Linked DNA regions of Mus musculus: region 2 is linked to region 1. The links are chromatin loops, found by intact Hi-C in ENCODE. Cell type or tissue: heart. All regions are shown on one strand. Each heading gives the region's core, and the rest is flanking DNA. Links, peaks and the distances in the headings are about the cores only.

The links. A loop is a pair of places that touch in the nucleus more often than their neighbours do. Peaks named below come from ENCODE experiments on the same cell type or tissue, not always from the same donor. Only the 100,000 strongest peaks of a DNase experiment are listed, where the experiment ranks them.
Region 2: it touches region 1 in a loop (3-fold over the local background); 5 of 42 quality-filtered maps call a loop at or near these places.

Annotation. Positions count from the first base shown.
Region 1 is chrX:13,455,820-13,466,807 of GRCm38, forward strand. It overlaps Nyx (nyctalopin), which reads left to right and starts at 5,271. Exons shown (of 4, transcript NM_173415.5): 1 at 5,271-5,664; 2 at 10,291-10,988. In heart, for the core only: a CTCF peak has its summit at 5,904 (motif pointing left); a DNase peak (open chromatin) is centred at 5,972; H3K4me3 peaks cover 1,028 bases; H3K27ac peaks cover 1,764 bases; H3K27me3 peaks cover 1,484 bases.
Region 2 is chrX:13,610,710-13,621,697 of GRCm38, forward strand. It overlaps Cask (calcium/calmodulin-dependent serine protein kinase (MAGUK family)), which reads right to left. Exons shown (of 27, transcript NM_001284503.1): 7 at 9,941-10,116; 8 at 3,761-3,883. Among named protein-coding and RNA genes, the nearest start is that of Gpr34, 17 kb to the right of the region's middle. In heart, for the core only: no CTCF peak of the experiment used is centred there; no DNase peak of the experiment used is centred there.

The sequences.
Region 1 (10,988 bases), core at 3,816-8,815:
CTGCTCAATGATTGCTAGGCTACCTTGGCTTAGAATTGGACATCATGGCCAAAGGCTGGCTTGCATGCTTCAGAGCTTGTAAGCCAGTCACTGTGTTTGTTCCAAAGCCTTGACCTTGGGACATGACTGTATGTTATTACATGACAGGACAATTGGAATAAAAAGGAATCGTATTAGCTGAGTACAGACTCTTAAATGATCTGTCTTTACTCTTGGAGGGCCCAGATGTTCAAATAAAAACTTGCTACACCTTTGATCCTGCCACCTTCCTCCTCAAGGAAATCAAAAGCAAAGACAGTGCAAAACAAAACTGAACAAATAATTCTACAAACTTCTATTGTTAGGGAAAAACTTGGACATTCCCCTGCAAACTCTTATTTGGTCTTCTTTAAGGATGGCAGTGGCTTCATAAACATGAAATCCACAGAGTCATGTATGATATAGTAAACTTTTATGACACCCTAAAAAGTAAAGCCCCCTCCCCAGGAACCAGTACTCAGGTAACTGACTTCATAGCCCCAACCAGAGCCCAAGAGATGTCAAAACATGGGCCCCCCTTTACACTAATTCTAATTATGCCATTTTAGTGCTCCATGCCCATGCTATGACTTATAAGGAGAGAAACATACTACACCTGCATTATCTTCTACTGAATGCCATCAAGAAACAGACAGGTAGCTTTCTGTCATAGTTCAACCCAAACAAGTGACAATCCCAGGTTGTAGAGAACATCAAAGGAGAACTGATGAGGTGCAATACTTGCTCAAGCTGGGTTACTACACCAGAGGCTTCCTTTCCATGGCTACCCTAATCTGTGGCTTCCTTACGTGTTGGGAGCTATTAAGACAACTCTATTTTCTTGATCTCCGAATTGGGCCTCTCCCCCCGCCCCCCGAGAAGAAAAGGGGATCAAAAGCACCGTTTCGAGAACAACCACAGAATGTTCCAGCCCTAAGTCAGCGCGCCAGATGTCCTGACCACAAGATGTACCCTGATACTACCAAGTTCCTGCTTCCCCATGTAGTTGCCAAAAGAAAAATTTCCGCTGCCCCATCCCTCCTGCTGAGAAGTACTTCCTCTTTTGCTTGTGCATTTCTGCTGCCCCATTCCTCCTGCTGAGAAGTACTTCCCCTTTTGCTTGTGCATTTAAGCCTTGAGCCTTGCTGAATACAGTGACACCTTGATGCTACTCAGACTGCTTCTGTGTGTTCTTGCACTTGGTATCTGTCTCTCCCTCCCCCCATTTGGTTCTTAGGAGAAGGTCCCCTCGAGACCCTCGAATAACTGGACCTGCTGGACGGGTCACTTATGCACAGGCCCCTGTAACCATGAGAGGAGCAGGATTTCTCTTTCACTTTTGCTGTGGTTATTGGCTCTTGGTCAGTATGACTGACACCCTCTAAACCCAACTCACTAATCTTTCCTATTGCTAGATCTTTCCATAATGGGACTCAACCAACCCCAAAGAGACATCCCTGTGAGCCTAAGTCCTGAACCATACCGGGATGGGTCAATCTTACCACTCAATAGTCTGAACCCTCTGAACCAGTAGGATGGCTTGCTTCACTTGTGTGCCTAGAGGAGACAAGCTGTTCTTTACCTGACTGATGTTTTCTGTTTTGTAAGTGTTTAAAAGACACCCTCCTTGCATGTTCCTCTTTGGTAACCTGTCTACTTTAGGAATTTCCCACTGGCTTTCTTTCTAACATACCTACTGATTGAGTCTGTCTGTCTCCCCTCCCTTCCCCTCCCCCCCTCCCCCCCCTCCTCCTCCTCCTCCTCCTCCTCCTCCTCCTCCTCCTCCTCCTCCTCCTCCTTCTTCTTCTTCTTCTTCTTCTTCTTCTTCTTCTTCTTCTTCCTCTCTCTCTCTCTCTCTCTCTCTCTCTCTCTCTCTCTCTCTCTCTCTCTCTCCAGACTTCCTTTCTCCTTGTCTAGGACAAGCATCCTGGGATCTCAGACCACAGCTATTATAATCTTCCAGCCTCAATCTCTGGAGCACTGGGTTTACTTGTGTGAGCCACTACTCACCTGGTACAGTCATTCTTCTTGATGATGCCACTGTTAGCATCACATTCATGAACCTGATGCTTTTGTTTCTATTTCCTTTACTTACACATTTAAACATTTTTATTTGATTGTGTATGTGTGTGGGTGTACTCTGGAGACCAGAGAACAATGGCAGGAGTTATCTTCTTTCATAATGTAGGTCCAGGAGATAGAACTTACATTACTGGCTACATAAACTAGGACCCAGACATTTGTAGTGAGAATTCTGGTTTCTTTAAAAAACACAGAAATATTGTGAGACCATGTTTTCCAGGTGTGGGATATGGGGCTGCTTCATAGCAGTTGACTATGATTTGCCTCATGCTCTAAGCAAGAGTGAGGTTTTTGCCAGCTGAGGATAGTTTCTGTGAGAGTGTCACATTTGGAATTCTGGGGACTTTTCAGAGGATGTATATATGCTAGAGCCTCAATAGTGTGACTGGGTGGTTGGTGGTTGGATGCTGTTGGGTGTTGTATATTGTGGTTTTTCAAGTGATCATGAACAAAAAAAAATGAGAAGGAATTAGCTATCCTGGTGATGACAAACAAACTTTCCCCAAGGAACTTGTTGACCCCAGTGAGCAGGAAGCAGTCTACTGATAATGGCCCCCTTTCCCTCCTATCCTTTTTTCACTCCTACCTAATGTTGGGGGGTTGAAAGGATGAAATAAGGGTGGAAGAAAAAAGAACCCACAAAGTGGCCAAAAGCCTGGCTACAGACATTGGTAAAAGAAAGATGATTTATTTACAAATTGGCCAAATGGGGAGGTGGAGAAGTCTAAATTCCTCCCGAGTGAGCCTTTGGCCATTTTACAATTTATAAAAAGTCATAGGACAATGCCTAGAACACATGTAAATGTAAATGAGGCATGCTAATCGATTCTTTCCTAAGATAAGGGGACCCTGGTCCCCAGATTGTCTATGTTCCCTGTAACAGAGTTTTTATTTCTTTTATTTGTGTGTGTTGTCTGTGTGTAGTACATGCTTGGTGCACAGAAGTAATGGTCAGAGCAGGATGTTTGATGTTTTTCTCTATTGCTCTCAGCCTTGTTGCTTTGCTTAGGAAAGATCTCTTACTGAACAGGAAACCTGCGGGTTCAGGTAAGTGGGCTGGGCAAGCAGCTCCCAGGATCCACTTGTGTTTCAATGCTGTGGTTACAGTCATGTGCAGCTGTATCTGGGGTTTTTTTTTTTGTTTGTTTTTTTTTAATGTTGGTGCTGAGGGTTTGATCTCAGGGCCTCATGCTTTGCTTTTACCTCTCTCCACAGCCATCTTCTTTGTCCCAATATATCTTTGTTTTTCATTCCACGTTTTAGAAACATAAAATCATTTATATATAATGTATATTTATAACAATGTACATGCATGTATGAATGTGTATAACAGAGAGAGAAGAGAAGAGAAGAGAAGAGAAGAGAAGAGAAGAGAAGAGAAGAGAAGAGAAGGGAGGGGAGGGGAGGGGAGGGTTAAGGAGAGGAGCGGGGAAGGGAAGGGAGGGGAGGGGAGAGGAGCAGGGAGGAGAGGAGAGGAGAGGAGAGGAGAGGAGAGGAGAGGAGAGGAGAGGAGAGAAGAGGAGACAAGAGAAGACAAGAGAAGACAAGAGAAGAAAAGAGAAGAGAAGAGAAGGGAAGAGAGTCACATATAATCCAGGGTGGCTTCAAATACAGTTCTTCTGCTTCAGCCTCTTGTGTGCGGGCTTTTAGTTATGCATTGTTAGTCGTACCACCAATGATATACTCTCTATAATGTTATATATATTTTAATTTTACTTCAAACTATGTTTATAATTGAAATAGAATCATACCACTTTCCTCCCTCTAGCACTTTCCAGCTACCCTTCCCTGATGCCCTCCTATGTCCTCGTATACTCCTAAGTAGATAGCATATTTTATTTATTGTTACATACATATTTGTGTGCATGTGAGTATGAAATATGCACGCGCGTGTGCACACACACACACACACACATATCCAACCTGCTCAGTCCATTTTTGTTGGTGATGTGTGTGTGTGTGTGTGTGTGTGTGTATGTGTGTTCAAGGCTGACCATTCTGCATTAGACAACCAATTAAGGATGCTCATTACTGGGAGAGGCTAGTCATCTTTCCCAAAGCCATTAGTTGCCTGTAGGTAGCTCTTTGCCTAAGGATGGGGCCTGGTGGATTTCCCCTTCCCTGAGAACATGTCTGTGATATTACCTTTGTTCTGGTTTGTTTATGCAGTCATTTGTAGGAGAGACCATTTCACAGCAGACTTCCTTCTCTTCATCGATGCTCCCTGAGTCATAGATGCAGGAGTGGTGGTGTAGGTGTATCCATTGGGCCTGAGCTCCCTAGAATCTATTGCTCCAGTTGTGGTTTTCTGTGGTAGCCTCCATTTGCTGTAAGGAGAGGGTTCTTTCACGAGGAACGGTAGCCACATGTATCCAGGAAAGGCGACTCTCAAACCTAACAGGATTTTAAATTCAAGTCCAGGTGAGGAAAATGTTTTAAAGCTCACCCATTTTTTCAAATAGACGCCTCAGGGGTTTTGTGGGGTGGAAGATCCCATCCCATCTCAGGCCCGACAGACTTCTTTGTCCCTAGATCCATTCCTTTGACAGGTGGAAAGTGGAAGCCTTTGTATCTTTTCTTTGCTGGTCAGCTTCAAGCTCTAGCCTCGTGTATGTCTGTCAAACACTAATTTTCTAAGTGGCAAAAGGTGCCTATCTGAGAGCAGCAGGGAGGCCCAAGCCTCTCCCAGCATTTGTTTTTCTGACAGGTCATCAGCAGAGACTCAGTTGCCTGGTGGCTCAACATTGCACAGACTCAGGTATCTTCGATGGCTTGTCTTCTGAAATCAGATGTTCCGGGATCTTTTGCCTGCCTTGAATACCTGTGATAAGAGAATTCTGAAACTCTCTAAATTAAGTTACAGGCCAGAGAATGGAGGAAGAGATCAGATGAGATTATTTTAACTGACAGCTTCCAGCTAAATCAACAAAGAAAAGGACAAATCTGCTGCACTGCATTGTTGCCCTGTGTGCCGAAGACTACCCATTGAAGGTCACCTCACTTTCAGCTTTCAGAACGGACTTGCCAAAATGCAGCAATTCTGCTATGGACTGACTAACCCTTCACTCCTGGGACTCTGCCCAATTCCTCTTATCCTAGTCCTTCTGATCACAGATCAGAACAATTCCTTTCTTCCCCCTAACATTTTATTCTAAAGCCTCTAGCTCCTTAGGTCCATAACTACTGATTTCAACTGTTGTCTGGCCGTGCTGCTGGTGGCTTAGGAAACCTGTCCCAGGACCTCTTTCACCTCTTAGCATGTGTCAGCGCCATCAACCATTGTTTCAGAGGCCTCTTTGAGACTGGGACATTGATTTGATACTTGGCAGTTCCCTGCTGCATTGAGTTTGGGTCTTTTCCTTGGGCAAGGCAGATGGGCCTACAGCTCTATTTTTGGAGGCCACAGAGAGTGGCGATTTCACATGCAGCTCCTGGAACGTGCATTTTGGAGTATTAGGGCAGCGAGTCTGTTGAGAAGCACAGCAGAAGAAATCCTGGGCCAACCCTTTATGTGCTGTGTCAGACTGGCTTATTATCCACCCTCCTGACTCCAGGGTCAGTCAGGTGAGTAGGTCACTGAAGGACCCTCTCCAGAGGGACTTTTGGCAGGCTGTCCTTTGACCAGGGCAGCTAGCCTTCCAGCGACTTCAGGTGCGTGACTAAGATTTCCGGCTCAGGCGTGCCCCGGGCCTTTCCGGGCCAGGCAGCCGCCCCCGCGCCGCCATGCTGGAGCCTGCTTCCTGGCGGGGACGATAAGATAGGTTGCGGTGGCACTGGTCCAGCGCTGGAGCTTCAGCGCCCTCTGATGGGCAAGCCTGGGAGGGCGGGGCCCATGCTCGGATGCCCCGCCCCACCAGACCTTGGGAGCGGGCGGGGCTGCAGCACGGGTTACCCGCAGTGGCTGTCCAGGTTTCGCAAGGACGTGACCTTGAGAGGGAAAAAGTCCCCTGGTGCGTCACGAGTGGTTGCTAACCCGGGCTAGCGAGCTGAACTAGTTTTCGAAATCCAGAGAGGTGGGAAGGAATAGGGACTTAAACGTTCATACTGGGGACTCGTGGCCAGCTGCCCCTCTACGACCGACCGCCAAGGCACGCTTTGTGCGCAGGACCCGGAATCCGGTACGAGCCTGCATCCCGACTTTGTCTGGGCCTGTCCTTGGGGTGACGTCATTCTGAGAGTCAGCAGAATAAGTAGCGTCCCCTGCTGCAGTCCAGAGCTAAGGCTGTGAATTCAGGTCGATTCCCCCAGCCCTACAAGGAGCCAGGGATTCCAACAAAAGGATGGTTTCAGCTAAGGCAGTTTAGGGGTGCCTCATCCTGATCTCACATAGGCAGTGAGGGTGACTCTTTGGCTTCTTACTGGAATCTCAGGAGAGAAAACAAAAAAAAAAAAAAAACAACAAAAGCAAAACAACAAAAACCAACCATAACCTAGGCGACCAATTCCTTGCTCTGCCTTCAGCATTGTAACCTCAAGTTTTCTGAAGAAGCTTCGTCTGATTAGAACAACTTGGTGTGGAATTTTGTGAAAAGAGGAGAGTCAAAATTGACTTATTTTAGAACCTTTAATAACCATTTACTTTATTTTTTTATATCTGACCCAACATGTGTGTGTGTGTGTGTGTGTGTGTGTGTGTGTGTGTGTACGTGAATGGATGGCTCATGCCCACCAGTGCACTTGTGGAGTGCATGTGGAATCCAAAAGACAACCTTGGGTGCCCTTCCTCAGAAGACATCCAATTGATTTATTTTGAGACTTGTCTGAAGCTTGCTAAGTAGGCTGGCTTGGCTGGCTTGGCTGGCTAGTGATCTGTCTGTTTCTGTTACCATGTTGGGTTGTTTTTTTTTTTTTTTTTAATGTGGTTTCTGGGGATCCAACTCAGATTTACTGAGTAAGCTATCTTCCCAGCCATGACCTAAATTCTTTACAAATTAAAAAAAAAGTGTTTGTATTTGTGTGTGTAGGTGTGTGTGCCACCTTGCATGAGTGGAAATCAAAAACCAACTTACAGGATTCTCTCCCTCCACCATATGGGTCTGGGGGGAATCCAACTCAGGTTATCAGGTTTGGCAGCAAGCACTCTTAATAGCCGAGCCATTTTACAGGCTCCTGGCCCAACGTTCTTGTTCAGAGAAGCCCTCATCAGTATATCACAGAACTTAGCAGACCTTTGACCTCCACCTACCCTAAAACAAAGCACTCTAGATGACACATACCTATGGAGCAGCTTTGTGGCTGTGCAGTTGCCAGGCTACATGATGTTCCTACCAATGTAATTGAAAGTTTATTGACTTACAACTTTACATTCTTCTGTGACTATACAGTTCATGTCATCTCTTCTACTGTGGAATGTGACATTCAAGGTTCCCAGGCCATATGACTCAGAATAAACTATTTTCTTACTTCCTTTATGTCAACACTTGGCATCTTGAGCAACAGGTCTCTTGCAGTTTCTGAGCCCTAGTTTCCTTACATGAGGAATCTAGAGTCTGGGTTAGACTATGAGGCACAGAACTTCAGGGAGTCCATTTGAGACCAGAAAGTGAGAGGAAAAGGCAGGATAAAGGCCAATCTTTATCCTAGTTCTTTTATTCTAGATCCTTCGCTCATTTTCACACAGGCTTCACTTCAGGCAAACAGTTGAACACCTCCACCTAGATAGCAAACATAGGCTAGCCTCTAATATTTGTGGGATCTGGGGTTAGAGTATACAGGGAGGGTCATGTACCACGTGTCTAAACGTTTGGACGTTTTAAATATTTGAAAGTTATAGATCTAACTAACTAACTAACTAACCATCGAATAAAATATGTCCTATCCTCCATCTCTCTGTCTCTGTCTCTGTCTCTGTCTCTGTCTCTGTCTCTGTCTCTGTCTCTCTCTCTCTCTCTCTCTCTGTGTGGTGAGTTAGACACATTTCCTGAAAGTCAGACAGATAGGGATAACGGCCATGACTAGAAAATAAGATGACAGATTTCTAAGATGACCAGCTTCCTCCTCTCAAGATGGCTGCCTTTTTCCTCACTGCCCTGAACTGAGACAAAGGCCTAGCCACCTAAAATAGAGGCCTGGCGGGCTTCTTTCTCTTTCATGAGTAGGACCTGATGAGCTTAAGGCCAGATCAGTCAATGTCTACAGGCTCTTGAGTTCCTGCCCAACAGAAGCTGTTTTTAGGAAGCAAAATGTCTACAACATGTTGGCACATAGCTCAAGATGGCTAGCAAATACACAGTCCCTCATCTCCCCTGGAAGCAGTCATCCGGGTGCTGGCTGGGCAGGAGAAGCAGCAGCGGCCCTGGGAGCCCAATAACAGTGCTTTATCCACCTCACCCCCACCCCATCCCCTGGGGAGCTTCTGTCAATCACCTCCCAAACAAAATAATTCCATCTGTGTCCTTGTCTCCGGATCTACTTCTGTGGGAACAAGAGGCAGAGAACGTCTTATGCTGCAGACCAGGCATCCAGAAATAAAGGCATGAACTGGGGTTGAGACTTCTTGCCCTCCCAGCTCTCTGCCTCTCAACAACAAAACTTTGCTTGGTTTCCTCGGTATCAGGCTAAACGTGCCATGCATTAGCCCTCCATAATGGTCTAGCTTCTATTGGGCATGTGTATGCCTGTGAAGTAAAAGCAAAAGAATGTGGCTTTAGTATCTGAGCTCTAGCCAAAAGCACCCAAGGAGACTCCCTGACCGCCTGAAGCCAAGAATCCCCTTAATAGGTTCAAACTAACCTTTCTTAACGAGAGATACCTTTCTTTCTATAGCTATTGAAAGGACCCATGGTGAGGGCTGTAACTTGCTCCTATGTATTGCGTTGAGAACACAGGCTGGGATTAAAAGGAAGATTAAGGCTTCAAAGGTCAGTCTGAGATACTGAGGAAGACTAGGAGGGCTGATAGCTTGCTGTGAGATAACCAAGCTAGACTGATAAGAGGAAGGACAGTGACCTCTGGTTTCCCTACCCTCCAGTAACACACAAAAGACACAGTCATCCTTCCATTTATTCTTGCTTCTAATGAACAGCCTTAATTGCTAGTAAAGTTGGCTCCTAACAAGAAGCTTCTAGCTGGGAGACCACCCCAGAGCACTGTATAGACAAGGAGTTAAATATGGCACAACTAAGAAAGACTGCATCTATATCTTGGTAACTGATAGAATTAATGCTCTGCCATAATAAAACCTCAAGTTGATCATGCTCACAGGCTCACGGTTAGCTAACTTTCTTATATAGACCAGGACCACTTACGCAGGGAATGGTGCTGCCCAGAGTGGGCTAGGCTCTCCTATATCAGCAATACTCTCTGGGCAAGTGAACCTTCATCAGTGAACAATGCTAGAGCTGTTGACCCATGGGTCTGATGAAGCTGGAAGGTAAGGGGGACAACAAGGGCTGTGGGTGTAACCAGACCCACTTTTATAGCCATATTTCAGCCTCTGGTTTGCTGAAGAGGGGAGGGAAAGGGCACAGAGACTTCACTGGGATATCTGAAGAGAAGGTACAAGTGGACTCAGTGGAGGTCAGGGTTTGGTTGGTTCTTTCAAGCGGTTCTAGGCTCTGTGTTGAGGATAAGAAAGCTAATGCAGACACATAGATAGTAGCAGAAGCAGGTATGGTTTATTCAACTCAACAGTTAAGAGGACTGGAGCTGGGTTCTGGGCACCCATGCCAGGCATCTCACAATCACTTGTAACCCTAGCTCCACGGGATCAGATGCCTCTGGGCTCCTCAGGCATCTGCACTCACACACCCACACCCACACCCACATGTGGACACATCCACCTACTACGCATAACTAAAAATGATGAAAATGTAAGTTGAAAAAGACACTTTCGAGGGGAGAAGCAAGAGCAGGAGAACATTTAGAAGCACAAATGGCCAACGCTGTACCAGGATGAGTCTTTTATGATACATATTGGGGCCTTTGGAGCTTCTTTGTATAATGCTGGCTTTCTTGGCCATGCTCTGTTACACGTGATTCCACTCACAACTTAATGGATCACCTGTCTTTCATCATCATCTTCCTCTCTACCTCCTGCTCCTGTGGCTCCAGGCAGTTCTAGCAGGCCTCTTGGCTAGGAGTGGGGGTGTATGTGGTACGGGGAGCAGGGTGGTTCCAGGGTTGGAGAGTTTGTTTACCAGCAGGTCTTTCTCTAATGCTAATCTTGCATTGTTTCTGTTTGGTTTTCAGACCTCACTGCCAGCTCTACCTTCCTGAGCCACAAGGACCTTTGCAACACTGGTGGTTACAGACTGTGTCTACCACTCCCACTTAACCTACGGATAAGGACTTATGTGGGATGGGGGGGGGATGCTTCATTCACCTATGTTACTTTTACTCACCCCATCCCAGTCATTCCTTCCTGTGGTTGTTTGATTAGGAATAGGGGCCCTCATAGACTCATGTGTTTGAATGCTAGGCCCATAGGGAGTGGTACTATAGGAGGTGTGACCTTGTTGGAGTAGGTGTGGTTTGTCTAAGGAAGGTTGTCTCTGGGGGTGGGCTTTGAGGTCTCCTATGCTCAAGCTATACCCAGTGTGGCACAGTCTTTCCCTGCTGCTTTCGATCATAGAACTCTTGGCTCCTCCAGCACCATGCCTGCCTAGATGCTGCCATGTTCCCACCTTGATGCTAATGGACTGAACCTCTGAACCTGTAAGCCAGCTCCAAGTAAATGTTTGCCTTTATAAGAGTTGCCTTGGTCACGGTGTCTCGTCACAGCAATGAAACCCTAACTAAGACACTTCGTATCAGAGGTTAGACCAGTTCAGTCATATTTTTGCTTTCAAGGTCCAAATGTAAGAAACTGGTAATTCCCCAGGGTATTGTGGCCTTGATGGCTGAATCCACAAACAGAGCCCTTATTATGGGAAGGGAATGTCAAATTT
Region 2 (10,988 bases), core at 4,064-9,063, 160 kb after region 1:
CCCAGTACAGGGGAACGCCAGGGCCAAAAAGGGGGAGTGGGTGTGTAGGGGAGTGGGGGTGGGTGGGTATGGGGGACTTTTGCTATAGCATTGGAAATGTAAATGAGCTAAATACCTAATAAAAAATGGAAAAAAAACCAAACAAACAAAAAAAAGAATTCTGTCCTTTATCAGATACATAATTTAGAAAGATTTATTCTCAGTTTATAGCTTGTTTCTCATCCTCTTACTAGTGTCCCTCAAATAACAGTTTTTAGCTATGTATGTATCTGGAGGTAGAATAGGGTGTTCTGACGGACTATGGGTAATGGGAGGAAGAAGACACCATGATATACCACAATTTTGGGTATGAGTAAATGGAAGTCTGATTCCTCCTGTACTGGGAAGACTAGGACAAGCAGCTTGAAAGATGCATGTCTTATTTGGATACACATCAACAAATGGGGTTTACGGTTGATTGTGACAATATTCCCTACCTAATACATAAGCACTTTCCCCAAACTGTTAGGTACTGACAATAAGGAAATCAGTTCAGAAATGACGTGCTGAAAGGAATGAGTAGTGGTGAGTGGTGAGACAACGCAATCACATGTCATCGCATGCTTCTGCTGATTAAAGGCCCTGGGGAGGTTCCCTGATGTAATGGCTGAAGACTGAAAGCTGGAGAAAGGAAGGTAGACAGTTTAGGGGCCTGAGGGTTAGAGGAGAGATCCTAGGCTGATATTGCTGCGATTTTATTTATTCTATTTACTTTGCTTTATTTCATTTTTTTTTGATTCAGCTTGGGAAGTCAAAGGACAAGAAACCCTGAGAAAATGAGCCCCAGGAAATGCCCACAGAAGAAGCTATCCATGCAGGAGAAAACCCTCTGTCTTTACTCCCCATGAGTAACATCGAAAACTCTATTTACAGTCTGTCGCGGGCTTCCTTTCAGACTAGAAAATTCACTACAACTATGACCCTGAACTCAGTATTTACTTAATTCTACTTTGGTTAGGATGAATATTCATAGCAAGTTTTCATTAATCCATTATTTCATTAATAAGATAAAGACATTAAAAGGGTGAAAGTCAATAACTATAAGGGATTCATATATTACTTGGTTTAATACTCAGATTCTTTTTCAACATGGAATAAATAAAAATATCTGTTTTTTTTAAACCAAAGAAATAATTCTTTTTGCTCTTATTTTTGACTTAAAACAATGATACTTTGACTTTGGATACTTTATTGCATAAGTTTCATTATTCCCTTTCTTTGCTTTGTAGTTATTAAAGGCATTTTTATTAAATGAAGGCTTACATTTTGGCCTTTCTAAATCAACGTAACTTACGCCCACTGTAATGGGACACATATCTACAGGAACAAGGACTAAATGTAAACTAAAGTTGCTCCCTCCAGCTAGATAAGCTCCTTATTGACTGCATCATCTCCAGATGACACATAAACAATGTGAATAAGCAGTAGTTCACACACAGCAGGTGACTCTGAGTTCAGCTTTCCAGACTTTTCTTTTTATATTACTGACATTTTAAAACATTTTTTGGTGCCAGAAATCTATTCTGTATACAGCTCAGACTACTTAGGGTGAGAACTATCTATAATCATCGGTAGAAACAAGAATTTCCAGGAAGAAGTACGTTATTACACAAGATAAGCTTTGATAATGTAAGCCACTGCAACTGTATAATGCTAAGACTTTTTATAAAGGATCTTAAAAATGACTTAAACAGCTGCTAGTGTCCTTATTTGGCATTTAAAGTAACTTCTAAATGACAAAAGACCCTTATTAGAAAAAGCTGAGAGAAGCAAGGAAGGAATAGGAATCTTCTAAGATTTTCATTTCATATCAGGGAGAAAAACATACTAAAACTTACTAAAAGAAAGAAAGTACTGAATAATCTATTCTTTGCTAGGAAAACCAGAAATACTAGTAGTAAGATATCAAAAGGCTGAATGAAGATTTCAAAAGTAATATTCTTTTAAATGTTACTGGGGACCATACTTAGGGATTTATGCATGCTAGGATTTATGGGTGCTTTATCATTGGACCCCTTCAGCCCAAGAAGGATCAAGATTCACTGAAATGTCAAAATTGCTCTATAATATCATTCCACATCGTAGTCACCAAGATACATTTTTGATCGATATTTTTACATATCTTAGTGCCTTACATAACCTCTGAGGAAGCATCATGATATAATAGTCACCAGAAGAAGCTGGTATCTAAATATTGATTTGATGTGAGGGAAATCCCCAAAGTGACCTAGAAAAAGGATATTCTAGAGAGACAGCATGATTACTACAGGAATGTTGAGGCAACACTGTGGTCTGAGGATCAGCAAGGAGGCCAGAATGACAGAAACTGAGTCACAGGAGACTAGGAAATGGTTAAATCAGCAAGGTACCAGGAAACCCAGTTAGACAGTAGGTTAAGGAAGAATACTTCAGGTGAGAGGCCTGGATTCAGGACTCATCATGTACAGATACTTAAACACAGTCAAACTTAATGAGGCCTCCCACATATAGAGTGAGATGGAGAAAGAGATGTAGAGCTGGGATGGAGGTCAGTCAGTGGCACATCCATGTGATGTCATATAAGGAGGTGATGGAAAATCTGCAAGACTGGAGGAGGAGCAGTCAGACTAGTAGAAGAGAAACAGAGGGCAGTCAAGGGGAGAAAGTTTCACGAGATGGATGTCAAATGTTGTCAACAGATTAAGCAGCTGTAGCTCTGGAATTTGAGCAGTAGACTTAGTGATGTGAAGGTCAATAGTGACTAGACAAGAGTTGGCTTTCTTTTGAGCTTTGGCGGTTCTGGGTTGAAACTCAGGGCCTTGCACATGTCAGGCAAGTACTCTACTGAAGCATACCCATAGCCAATACGAATTGTTTTAGTGGGGTTGGTAGATCCCGACTAGTATGAATGAGCTTAAGAGAAAGGGATAGGAAAGATTGGAGAAATGGGTACAGATAATTCTTTTAAGTTTTGTAATTGAGAGAACCAAGGAGTAGGGGCAGAAGCTGGAGGAATTTGTAGGATCAAGAGAAGGCAAATGTTTATGCATGCATGTGTATGTAAGCAATAAAAACAATCACAACACATTAACTCCAAAAGATCCAGAAAACTGATAATGTAGGAAAGAGGGAAGTAGCTGGAGCAATGTCATCAAGTTAGTGAGAGGGACAGGATATATAGCATAAATAATGGGTATGGTAGGCTGAACTAAATAAAATCTTGGCTCTAACAGTAAAAACTTTTGTGACTTATGGCAAAATTCTGAACATCTCTGAGGATGTATTCTTCCTTATGAAGCAAGAATTTCCTGGAATTATGGCACAATGCTTTAATGAAACAATACTACTTTCTGATGTCTTAAGATTTGATTTTCCTTAATCCAGAAAAATGGGATACAAAACCAACTTCTACATGTGTCTCTCCTCTAAAACTGTAAATCTACACCTACTGAAAACCAGTGAAATCCTACAGAGTATACAGTCATATGCAATGTAAAGATAATGTAAGATGAAATGGTTACTTTAGATGTTCCTTTTCATCTTTGCTGGACAATAGCCTGTTTTAATTTGATTTTGTGCCCAGTCCAATAGCTAAATATCAAACATGTCTTGGACAAGGTGCAAGAGAGCAAACATAATGGACAAAGCTGATGGTAAGGCTGAGGAACAAGTAATGGTGAAAAGGTCCATGTTGTAGAATTCTTTAAGGGCAGTGTGGATGGTGACCTGGGAGCAACGGTACCTTAAGCCATGGGTGATTCAGTGCTTCATAAACAGTGATCCTTTCAGCAGGATCCAGCATCAGCATGCGGCGTACTAGGTCTTTGGCACTTTCAGAGATATGGCTCCACTGCCTTGGATTCATCTGAGGAGGAAACAAGGAAAGCTACACAGTTATCTTCAAGAAGTCAACACTTACTATTATACTCTTTCGGTGTAACATTCTCAGGGCAAATAACAGAGATTAAAAGACCTGCTTCCCCAGAAACTTAGAATACCCAAGATTTAAGATACAATTTGTGAAACACATGAAGCTCGGGAAGAACGAAGACCAAGGTGTGGATACTTTGCTCCTTCTTGGAATTGGGAGCAAGGCACCCATGGAAGGAGCTACAGAGACAGAGTTTGGAGCTGAGAAGAAAGGATGGACCATGTAGAGGCTGCTATACCTGGAGATCCATCCCATAATAAGCCTCCAAACGCTGACACCATTGCATACACTAGCAAGATTTTGCTGAAAGGACCCTGATATAGCTGTCTCTTGTGAGACTATGCCGGGGCCTAGCAAACACAGAAGTGGATGCTCACAGTCAGCTATTGGATGGATCACAGGGCCCCCAATGGAGGAGCTGGAGGAAGTACCCAGGGAGCTGGGGGGATCTGCAACCCTATAGGTGGAACAACAATATGAACTAACCAGTGCCCCCCCGGAGATCGTGTCTCTAGCTGCATATGTATCAGAAGATGGCCTAATTGGCCATCATTGGGAAGAGAGGCCTATTGGTATTGCAAACTTTATATGCCTCAGTACTGGGGAATGCCAGGGCCAAGAAGTGGGAGTGGGTGGGTGGGGGAGTGGGTGTGGGAGGGTGTAGGGGAATTTTGGGATAGCATTGGAAATGTAAATGAAATAAATACCCAGTAATATAAAAAAAAGAAAAAAGTACACAAATTTGCAAGAATATTAGAACAAGACTATCAAGAGACACATTGAGAAAACATGTAAAATATACACATTGAATCAAAATCATAACTTCTTAAAGTTACAACAGGTGAAATAAGAGAGCACAGGCAAGCAAAATAACAACAACAACAAATAGGGATTTTGCCTGAGCCTTTGCCAGGTTTGCGACACATCTTTCAAAATAAGTGTAACAACTATAAGAAACATTGATTATGTATTTAACAGTTGTGATATAGCTATGGAAATTATATTATATCTTTGAGGAGTAATTCATATTCTACTTCTTAACCTCAGAGCTAAATAAGTTATTAATGAGGATCATGAGAAAAATGAATTTTAAGTCAATTCAACTTCTCTCACTTTTCATGACTTAGTATATCTGTTAAAGGGCCCGGAGAGATGGCTCAGAGGTTAAGAGCACTTGACTGTTCTTCCAGAGGTCCTGAGTTCAATTCCCAGCAACCACATGGTGGCTCACAACTATCTCTAATGAGATCAGGTGCCCTTTCTGGTGTGGCTGAAGACATTGACAGGGTACTCACATACATAATATAAATACATCTTTATATGTCTTGAAAAAAAAAGACCTGCTTCCCAAGGAAGAAGACATGCAGTGCTTTGTGGTTTTGTTCCTCATTATTTATATCAGCAATTATTGTATTGGTGCTGCTATATTATAATATTTTCAATATTTGAAAGGTCTGCTCATGACGCTGGTTTCTAGTTTTTGATTTTTAGCTAAAAAGGCTAGAATATACTGGTCCACTGAAATAAATTTGAAGTGAAAAAACTTAAAGAAAGTTCCTTTTTGGAGTCAAGGTTTCCTTAAGCCCAGGATAGACTAGAACTCACAGTGTAGTCCAGGTTGACCTTGAACCTCCAGTTGCTTCTACCTTAGCCTCTTAAGTGCTGGGATTACAGGTCTGTACCATCACACCCAGCTAAAGATTTGAAAACCAGTGTCTTCCAACGTTAGGACCAGGTGTTGAGTGTGGTATGCACCAGTTTAATCTTAGCAACTGAGATACTAAGGCAAGGGAATAATGAGTTTGAGGTCAGCCTAGACTGGGGAAAAATTCCTAAAGGGAAGAAAGAAACAGTCACACAAGCTCTAAAACAAAACTGGGGGCAACATTAATTGTGAAGCTATAAAAAAATCATTAATTGGATATTCTGACTGGGGTATTCAATATATAAGAAAAAATATATTATCATCATATCTCTGTAAAATAGCCAATTCCACTTGTACACTACTCAGTGAAGTCCTTTCTTTTAGAGACGAGACAACTAATTCATGTGGTAAAACTGAGTGAAAGTAAACAAAAAGAATTACACGTTTTTCAAGTCTATTGATAATGGATGTGTATCTTTGAGGGAAAAATTGGAAGGCTCCTGGGAAAGAGGACATGTCTAAGGCCAGAAATGAGAAAAACACTCAAGGAAATTGCTCAGAGCTTGGAGCTGGGAAGGGAAGTGGGAACTGAAGGTAGTGGCAAAAGGGGAAGTTGCCTGACTGAATGACCATATGGGAGTTGCCTGGTACCAGGGGCTTCTTATAGTATCCAGCTTTTGTAACTGTTGCTATTGTTTGTCAGTGTTGGAGACAGAACCCTGGTCCAAGTGCTCTGCCAAGGAACTACATCTCTGGCTCAGTGTGCTGACCTTAACCATTTAGAGATCAATGCCACCTCTTAAGAGAAAATGATGGAGAATAAATATAATAATTTAAAGCCAAATGAAATCACAGTACTTGCATCACAGCATAAAGGAATCATTCCAGTTTGGCCAAGGGCTAGCAACAGACACCAAGCTTTGGCTCAGGTGAGGCTTTGAACTTACAGATGGGGAGGGCAAAGCATCTGTATGCTAGGGAGAGCTCTTACAGTTGGACAATGTTCTAGTTTCCTTTTCTTAGAGGCAAAATTACTAAAGCAACCACTTTCAGTTGTTGAATCTCATGCGGTAACTGGCACAAGACTGCTTAAATATTGTCATTCTATTGGAATTGTGGTCAATGGACCTTTAGATGCTCATCTTTGGTACATGTGTTGCAATGTCTGAAATGCATGGTGGTGACTGATTAGCCACTGCCTAGATAGTATGCTTCCTTGTCCCCCAACCCCCAACTTGTCACAAGCTAGAGTTATTCAGGAGGAAAGCTCAGTTGAAAAAATGCCTCCATCTGATTGGCCTGTAGGTAGGTCTGTGGGATTTTCTTGATTAATGATTGATGTGGGAGGGGAGGGCTACATCTGGTAGTCCTGGGTTGTATTAAAAAAATCAGACTGGCAAAGCACAAGCCCATAAGCAACATTCCTCCATGGCCTCTGCTTCATTCCCTGCCTCTAAGTTCCTGTCTTGGCTTTCCCCAATTATGGACTGTAACCTATAAGCCAAATAAACCCTTTCCCTCACAACTTGCTATTGGCCATGGTGTTCACAGCAGTAGAAACCTAACTAAAACACCCTTCTTCCCTGTCCTGGGCCTCATGTGATTTCATTGAGCTTTTCTTACAAATGTCCAAGATCAGGATTTTACTGCTTCTTTTGGTAAGTACCATCATGGTGTTGAAATGATTTTTTTGAGATGTTTTAGAATAGCATAAAAGTGCGTGAAATGCATAACAAGATTGGTAATATATTAAGTATTGAAGCTGAGAGCTTTCCACTATCCTGTGTGTTTGATCATTTCCATGATAAAGAAGCATCAATGCATACTGATAGAATCATATCACACTATATCAAAAAAAAAAAAAAAAGAAAGAAAGAAGAAAGAAGAAAAAGAAAAGAACAGAAAGTCAAGGCCCATGAAGTTCATAGAAGTGGCAGAAGTGGACTCCATGCTTTAAACTGCTGCTGAAGACCTGGGCCTTTTGTAAAGGAAACCATGAAGACAAGCAAGAAGAGAGAAAAGCTAAATAAAATGGGAAATAAATTCTAAGATGCAAGGCTGCAAACCCTTGGTACAGAAATCATGGTATGGCTGCTACCTTATCGCTTCCTAATAATATTGCCATTATTTGCTAAGAATAGGAAATTTTAAAATAACTTAATTTTTAGACAGTACAAGCAGTCGAAATTACTTACCAAGGCATAAAAAATAAGTATTCAATGCTTTAAAAATAGACAAAATCAAATACCAGACGCTGTTGGAACGAAGCACATTGCCTTGGAAACCAGGAAGTAAGCAAATGAACAAACACAAAGGAAGAATTCTATTGTTAGCAAATGCTTATAACTCAAAAAGGCAGGTGGGAGATTTTTATCATGTGGTAAGTACGCCATCAGCTGCTGAGAAGACTGACTAAAGTGCTCAGCTAAAGTTCAGGTCCTGCTGCAGATGAAGTACTGTCTGCTGCTATGCTTAGTAACCTGTGCTTGACTTTGTTGTTTCCTTCCTTATGGTATTTTTGAAACAGAGCCTCACTGTGTAGCTTTGGTTGGTCTGGAGCTTGCTATGTGGCCCAGATTAGCCTTAAACTCATAAAGATTCTCCTGCCTCAGCTTCCCAAGTGCTGTGGTTAAAGGCATGCACCACCATGCCTGGCCCTTCATTTTCAACTGAGTTTCTTCCAATACATTAGCATGTGTAATTTCATTTGATTTGGTAATATTTGACCAGAAAGCCCAGTCTTTGTATTACTGGTAACATTCACAATCTCCCAGGATAGGAGGGGGACCATTGCTTAATAAGCAATACTTTAAAAGTATTACTTTTATTTTCTGGTCAACTGACTCTAAGACAAGTAGAAAAGCATATACTTACAACTTCTGTTTCAGAAAGATACCGTTTGCTCTCATGAGTGGACAGTGCACAAGGTAAACTAAAGTATTTGCCATTTTCACCTCCATGTGCTTATTTATAGTTTAAAAGGATAAGGCTGTAACTCTGAAACTACCTTTCCATATGATGGGCTGGAAAGAGGGCTCAACTGTTAAGAGTGAATACTGGTGCTGCAGAGATCCTGTGCTTAACTGCCAGCTTTCACATGACTTGTCTAACAACTACCTGTAATGTAACTCCAGCGCCAGGGAGATCTGATGTCTCTGGCCTCCACTGGCAACTATTCTCTCTGGTGCCTATACCCACATGCAAACACAAACATAGTTAAAAATAAAATAAATCTTAAAAATTATAACATTACTGACAAATAGAAAAGAAATGTTAGCAGCTTCACAGTTTGGGAGTCTAGTGTTATATAAATTTATATTTGGTCTTACATTATCAGGCATGGCCAAAAATGAAGCAATGATTCAGTTGTATAGAAAGTATGAGCTTCAGTAATAATGGGGGGGGGGTTCCCCAGCATTAAGTGCCACCAGATACACACTATCACAGCTCTAGACCTTACCAGATATATGTATTGATACATAGTTAGAGTAAGATGGGTTGGGACTGTGAATGGACCTTCAGCTTATTTATTTCTGAGAGTCCTTAGGGCTTTTTTGATATAACTCTCCATAATGTCAGTCACAGCATTGATTTTTAATAATGAAAGCAGTAATCTAGTAATTACAAGACAGTGATAATATTTCAGGCTTTTGATGCATAGTAGCTAAGGAATATGAATGTGTAAGTCATATCAAAATGTCCCTAAGATGGGACTGAAGAGGTGGCTTAGCTCTTCCGTAGAACTCGAGTTTGCTTCCTATTATCCGTGTTGGGTGGGATCACTACTGCCTGTACTCTAGCTCCAGGGTCCCCAACATCTCCTGCAGACTCTTGCATTCACATGTACCTACCTACATGCAGACATATACACAAAACTAATAAAAAAAGAATTCTTTAAAGAAAGTACCTGTGAACTGTTATTATGAAACATGTTGTAAAGCTCACATGTCAGTTCACTCTGCAATATAAAGACTTTTTTGGCTATGATGGTGGAAACTTAAAATTAAGATAAGAAATGACTGAAAAAGTACCTGAGTGAAATTTCCATTTGAGTGTTATGAATTAAGAAAAAAGCTTTAAAAATGAAGGGCTTTAAACTATACAAAAAAGGCCCACAGAAGTCTGCTGCTCATTGAGTTGAGCTCATGGTGACTCAAACTTCCCAAGACCCCACTGTGCTTCACAAGGCTACTGGGTCCTGATGGCAACACAGACCTTTGCTCTGGCGGGGTAGGAATTCAGGCAGTAGTAAGTTAATGAGCAAAGACAGACAACAACTTCAAGACAAGTACCTTTCTCAGGATCATTTAATTTGTATGGAAAATAAAATGGCCATAGTCTATTACCTTATATTTTCCTTTAATAATGCCTTCAAACAATCTTTCCTTGGTTCCGTAGAAAGGCAAACAGCCACTGAGCAGGATGAAAAGGATCACACCACAGCCCCAGACATCCACAGGCTTTCCGTAAGGCTCTCTCTTGACCACTTCTGGGGCCATAAAGTGAGGTGTTCCAACGCGGCCTGTATTTAAAACAGCAACATTATGGAAAACTGATTTTGTGAAATCTGAAAATTAAAAAAAGCAGTATCAGTCTGGATAAAAAATTTACCAATATCAATGTTCTAGTACTTCTTTTCCCTTTCTGAAAGGAATTCATAGAAAGCAAAAATAGTTTATCTGATCACTGGGTCAGAAAAGACTGGGCCTAGAACAGGACTCTGGTCCTCTTTTTTGAATTCTGTATGTTATATAGTAGGTCTTCTATTTCTTGCTCCTTGAAGAATTTTATATGTTCCTATTTAGAGCAGAGGAAGGGGAAGAGTGAGTTGGCCAGTCTGTACCTGTCCTAAGGAGAGGCAGGGGCAGGAAGAGGGCATGCATAAGTGAACAACAGTTTGATGGCAAAAAGATGACTTTTAACTGCCAAGTTCCTAGGTCAATCAGCAATTCTCAGTGGCTACTGGAATGGGAATACTTAGCTTATTCCTAATGTAAACATTTGAAGGGAATGAGAGCATACACTAAAGCAAAATCAGGAACTCCCGCCCACGCAATCCTCTTTGACTCTCATGTTCTTTAAAGCGTTTTCATATTTTCCTCCCTCTCTTACAAAAACCAGTTTTCTAGGAGGAATGTGGTTGGAGCTGCATGTACACTATAACCATCTTTCACTGAGTAGCCTTGAGGTAGTCTTTTCCTCTGTGGAGGAATAAAAGGCTTCAACTGTGCCGGGAAAGGACTTTGGGACAGGCCACTGCCTAACCAACTTGGCAGCTCGTCTACATTCTGCAGGCCCAGCCCTGCCCTTCCTTCCTCTGTTTTTTGACCATCTGCATGACTCTTATGCTCAATCCAAGATTATTTTTACTTTGGAGATTGTAAAATACTTTAT